Linked DNA regions of Homo sapiens: region 2 is linked to region 1. Evidence: chromatin loops called from intact Hi-C (ENCODE). Cell type or tissue: ovary. All regions are shown on one strand. Links, peaks and the distances in the headings refer to the core of each region. The heading gives the core; the rest is flanking DNA. Region 1 overlaps BPI (bactericidal permeability increasing protein). Region 2 overlaps LINC01746 (long intergenic non-protein coding RNA 1746).

Region 1 (2,811 bases), core at 101-2,600:
GATGAAACCTCATCTCTACTAAAAATACAAAAATTAGCCAGGCATGATGGCACATGCCTGTAGTCCCAGCTACTCAGGAGGCTGAGGCAGGAGAATCGCTTGAACTTGGGAGTCAGAGGTTGCAGTGAGCTGAGATCGTGCCACTGCACTCCAGCCTGGGTGACAGAGCAAGACTCTGTCTCAAAAACAAACAACCAAAAAAGTTTGAGCAATTGCCATCTTGGGGGATGAAGAATGCTATCAGGATTAAATTAGATCATTCATGCCCTTTGCTTGACTCCTGAGAGTGTTTGATCAATGGCCCTCCCTTCTTGTGTGGCCCTAGAGCCTTTAACTCCATTTGACAGAGAATCAATGATGTCAGCAGAAGTGTGTACATTTTTCTTTATAAATAAAATAAATACCTTTTATCTGCTTTTGCTCGCTACAAATGCTTCTCTTCAATTTTACCATCACCAATCTGGTTGAAGCTTGAATAACAACACATTCCTAATTTGTGCTCATCCCTTGCCCTCTTGTCCTTCTGATGCTTTCAGAAGTCACAATAAAACATTTTAAAAACTAAATCTGGTCATGTGGTCCCCCACTCCACCGTCTGCATCGAACTCCTCCAGTGTGTTGTTGCTCATCCTTATGGTCTCAGAGCACATGTCAGCAGTGTAGAAAGGCCTTCCAGGACTCCTCAATCAATCTGAAGTACAATCCATAAAACCCCATCTCATGGGCTGAGATAGCCCCCTCTGATGTCCCATGGCAGGAAATGGCCCAAAGCCCCCAAGGAAACTCCCCAGAATTCCAAAGACAGTCTGGGTTGGTGATCTGGCTTCCACACTAGAGCTGGGAGAGTCATGGGGAAGTGCTAATTGCACCCAAAGATGTGACTGAAGCAGAAAACCCCAATGGACTCTGTCACCTGGCCCATTGTTCTGCTTTTGGGGACAATGGCTGGGCAGGAGAACATGGATGAAACGGGGAGCCCAAGTGTGGGGCAGGGAAGGTGGGCTGTGCAGGCTAGCTTTTCAACAGCGACACCGTGTGGTAGTGACGGGAGCAACAGTCCTAGTGGACAGGTGACTACACAGGACAATGGGCTGTGCAGAATGACGGGTCAACAGCCACACCATGTGGTAGTGGAAAGAACAACAGCATAGTGGACTGACCCACTCTCCAGACCCTCTCTGTGTGACATTAGGAATTTGGACTAAGAAAATCACAAGGACATTTGGAACAATGAGACTTTCTGTTAATGGAGGCTGTGGGGATTCCAGAGATTAATTATAGAAATAAAAAGAGATGATTGTATCTGTGCTGTAAACTGGCACTGCCGGCCACATTGGTTACAGCCAATGAATAATAAATAAATGAACATAAAACAAGAAACAATACCAGCACACAGAATCCACATGAAAAAAACCAGAAGTTTTTTTTCATGAAGCACAAATGGAAATTTCTTGGTTACAATTGAAACACGATTCCTGGAGGAAATATCTCTGCAGCCTTAGCCCTTGAAAGAAGCTCATAATCCCTAAAATACACACCATGCACTTTTCCAATGAATAATGTTTCCTCGTGTTTAGATCATTTCTGAATCTGAGTCGAAGAAGTTTGCAAGGGGCTCTTGGTTAAGATCTGGAGAGGATTCCCTGGGGAAAGGCAGCCGGTGCCCCACAGCCCATCAGGAACAGGTGTGGCTGACAGCCCCCGGCACCCCTGGTGCCTTCATTTATAGACAACGTCTGCACCGAACAGCAGGAAGTTCTAGGGAGAGATGAGAATGTTGTCACCAGTTGAAGATGCACCCCTTGTTTGTGAGTGTGGAGCTACTGGAGTTTTAAGAAGGACATTTTGGGAGCCTGCCTCTTAGGAAGGAGAAAGGCAGGGCCAGTGGGGGTCACTCAGTGTTTCGCTGCCCGGATCTACACATCCACAGCTGCCAACATCTGCGAATCTGTCAGCAGCTTCCCTGGAAGCTGCCTCCTTCTTAGACACGGAGACCCCCCGGGCTGTTTTAGAGGCCTTCATTTGTCGTCCCTGCCTCATGGCAGCTCAAGGGAGTGCTTGTTCCAATCAAGGCTGCAAAACCACTTCTCTCTGCTTCTTTGTGTCCTTCACTCAGGATTTTTAGAAATGAAGAAATTAAATTGTGCCATGGGTCATTTTTTTTAAAACACGAACTTGGTAAAATGTGAGGAATATGCGGTATGTGTTTCCTCTGCACTCTTGGTTATTTTTCTACAGTCTCTCAGCCCCATTAATTAGCTCCCTGGTCTAAAGAATTGAGGATTGATGGCCTGGACATTGGGGGAAAGGGAGAGGGAGGGATCTGGGTGATGCGAGGCTCCCCAGGAGGGCCACAAGTTATCAGGAAAGCCTTTGACCAAGGTGAGAAATGCAAGCTGGGTGACGGTTTCGCTGCGGAGGTGACAGCTTTGTGGGGACATGCTGGGTTTAAGAGGCCTCAGGGTGGAGACATTGAGGGAGCCTGCGAATGCACAAGCTGAGAGTTTGGAAAAAATAAAAAGACTGGAAGCATGTCTGGGACATTGGGTGGCACGCAGGTGGCAGCTAAGCCTGAAGAGGTTGACAAGAGTGACGAAGGCTTGCCAATGGCGGGGGAAGAGAAGAGGCCTGGGGAGGGGTCCTGGAGATCTCCAGCTTGCAGAGAAGGGGCAGGAGAACAAGCAGAGGAGGTGGCAGGTAGACAACCAAGAGCTAGGGGAGTGCTGGAAACTAAGAGAAGAAAGCATGCCCAGGAAGCGCATCAGTGTCAAATGCAGACGGAAGTCAGCCTGGGCGAAAGCCACGAAGGAG
Region 2 (2,811 bases), core at 173-2,672, 760 kb after region 1:
CGAGATGGTCAGCTGGAGTGCAAGGTAGAGGAGAAAAGGGAGCCCCAGACACAGCCAGCTGGGGGCTAACAGTGAGACCAAGAGCAAGGAGGAAGGGAGGGTGAGAGGAAAGAGAGACACACAAATCACTCCAAGCTCCCCACCTACTGTAGCTCAGACTTTCATCTCTGACACAAAAGAGGAACTTGAGTTCCCCTCCAGGGAAGCACAGGGCACTCAGGCTGAGAATTCACATCCCAGCTGTGGTTTCCTGTTTCCCCCTGTAAGCCAGAGGGCACTACTGCATGGAGGTAGCGCTGTGGGGCTGGTGGGCCAGGCCTAAGGACAGAGCCAGAGGCTGAGCTTCCTCCCTCTCCCAAAACCCTCAGTGAGTGCCTCAACCTAATTTTCTGCCAAAGACCCACTGTCAGCTAAAGGGCTTGTTGTTGGGTAGGGTGCTAACTGTTAATGAAGGTGTTACCTGTTAACTAGGATGTGTTCACTGTGGACTAACATGTTCACTGTCAACAAAAGTGTGTGTTAAGTAGCATGTCCACAGTTTACCAGGGTGTTAACTGTTAAAAACAATGTTTGCTGTTAACTAGAGTGTTCACTGTTAACTATATACTACAGTGTTCAACAAGTAAGCTTTTTGTTAAGTAGGGTGTTTGCAGTTAACTAGGGTGTTAACAGTTAATGAAGATGCTGGCTATTAACTAGGGTGTTTAACTTCAACTAAGGTATCTGTTAATAAGGTGTTTGCAGCCAGGCGTGGTGGCTCATGCCTGTAATCCCAGCACTTTGGGAGGCCAAGATGGGTGGATCACCTGAGGTCAGGAGTTCAAGACCAGCCTGGTCAACATGATAAAGCCCCATTTCTACTAAATATACAAAAAATTAGCTGGTGTGGTGGCAGACACTTGTAATCCCAGCTTTTTGGGAGGCTGAGGCAGGAGAATCACTTGAACCCGGGAGGGGGAGATTGCACTGAGCCAAGATTGTGCCACTGCACCCAGCCTGGGCAACAAGAGCTAAACTTCATCTCAAATAATAATAATAATAACAATTATAAAGTGTTTGCTTTGGCCCCAGCTTTTGTGCCTCAGTTTACATACTCCACCCTCCTCCCTCTCTCCATCTTATTGGCTGGTGGTGCTGGCATTTCTCTCAAAGCAGGGCTCATCACTGCAAGTACAAGGTCCTTGTTTGACTTCAGGACCTCTCCCCCAGTAACCTGGCCCCATAAAGAGTCCAACTCAACTCCCCGGTCCCAATCTTAATTGACAACCAAGGTGGAAAGTAAAATACTTTCTGAAATTACCTACATTTTAAAAAAGAAACATTTGAAAGATTTACATAGCCAAATGACTGACTCCTTAATGGCGGAATGACAGGCAGAAAAGCTATTCCTTGGCCTTGAAATCCTGCAGAATGGAGAGGCTGTGAGCTCTGATGGTGGGATTCCCATGTTGTTTCCAGCTTTGAAGTCATGCCTGGGCATCTGCCAGAACATGAGGGGACAGCATCTATCAGTCCTGTCCCCCAGGCTGGAATATTGTGCTGGGTGCTGCCTGGAGAAGGGAGGCCCAGTGCTGGTGTTCCAGGATCCCTGCCAGGGCCCTGACTCAGATGGCCACGGGAAGCCGGAGTCTGCCCTCCAAGTAGCCACTGATTTGCTGGGCAACACTCATCAAGTTATTGCCCAGTTTGGGCCTCTGTGTAAGGTGGGGTTCAAGCCAGCAGACATTGGTGGATCTGCCCAGCTGTATCTTTTGGGGCCACTCTTCAAGGCCCACTTCACAGACACAGAAACAGAGGTCCAGGGAGGTGGCCCTCTCCTAGGTCTGCACCCAGCCTTCACCCACCCCACTCCCTTCTCAGTCCTGACTCCCCAGCCTGCCCCAGGTCCTAAGAGCCCTCCCCCACTGCCAGGGCCATGGCAGTCCTTCTAGATACAGGACGGACTCAGTGCCAGCAGGCCTCCTCGGTCTGGGAGTCAGCTCCTGTGAGAGAGGGGTGGAAGGAGTTCCAAAGCTGCCCATCAGGCCACTGCCAGGCCTTCAGCCCCTCTGCCACCGCAGCCTGCCAGGTTTGGGCCAGACACACACCCACACACATTTGCAAACACGCTCAAGTATGGTAGGCATACTAGTACAATGCATGCCCTCAACTTCACTCCCAGACACACATGCACCATTACACAGACACACAGATGCCCCTACAGACACTCATGACACACACTCAGATAGACCACACACACGTGCCCATGCAGGCCCATGCACAGGGCACACTATGCTACACACCCACAAGCCATGTGTGTCACCCACTGTGCCAGCCCAGCCGCACCACCTGCCTGGACGTTAGCATCGCCCAACCTCAACCATCTCCCCACCCTGTCATCTCTCTGCTGCCCCTCTGAACCCAGCACACACCCCACACTGCAGTCACGACATTCCCGGCTGAAAGCACACTGATGGCTCCCCTCAGGCTCTCGGGGGCAAATCCACTGCCCCACCTCAGCTCACCCCAGCCCTCTCCCCCAGCATACACTCAGCCCTACAGCAGCCCCTCGTCCCCTAGGCCAGAGGCTCAGCTCACATCTAGCACCCCAGCTGGTGCCTCTTGGCCAGGCAGAGGGAAGAGCTGTGGCTGTCAGTCCTCACAGTGGGCCACCCAGAACATGCACTTGACAAGCACTTTCTTATTTAATTCTCTCAACAGCACTATGAGGGAACAGGTACCTCTATTCACCCCATTTTACAGAGAAAAAGACTAAGGCTCAGAGGGCTGGGCTAGGATGTTTGGGGGAGGGGAAGAGAGCGCTGTGTGAGC

The links. Peaks named below come from ENCODE experiments on the same cell type or tissue, not always from the same donor. Only the 100,000 strongest peaks of a DNase experiment are listed, where the experiment ranks them.
Region 2: it touches region 1 in a loop (3-fold over the local background); 12 of 110 quality-filtered maps call a loop at or near these places.

The regions. Positions count from the first base shown.
Region 1 is chr20:38,336,093-38,338,903 of GRCh38, reverse strand. BPI (bactericidal permeability increasing protein) reads right to left here. Exons shown (of 15, transcript NM_001725.3): 15 at 1,399-1,758. The coding sequence ends at 1,720. Among named protein-coding and RNA genes, the nearest start is that of LBP, 9.0 kb to the left of the region's middle. In ovary, for the core only: a CTCF peak has its summit at 1,082; no DNase peak of the experiment used is centred there.
Region 2 is chr20:37,573,483-37,576,293 of GRCh38, reverse strand. All of the region lies in intron 2 of LINC01746 (long intergenic non-protein coding RNA 1746), which reads right to left. Among named protein-coding and RNA genes, the nearest start is that of LINC01746, 3.8 kb to the right of the region's middle. RefSeq lists an enhancer at 1-46. In ovary, for the core only: no CTCF peak of the experiment used is centred there; no DNase peak of the experiment used is centred there.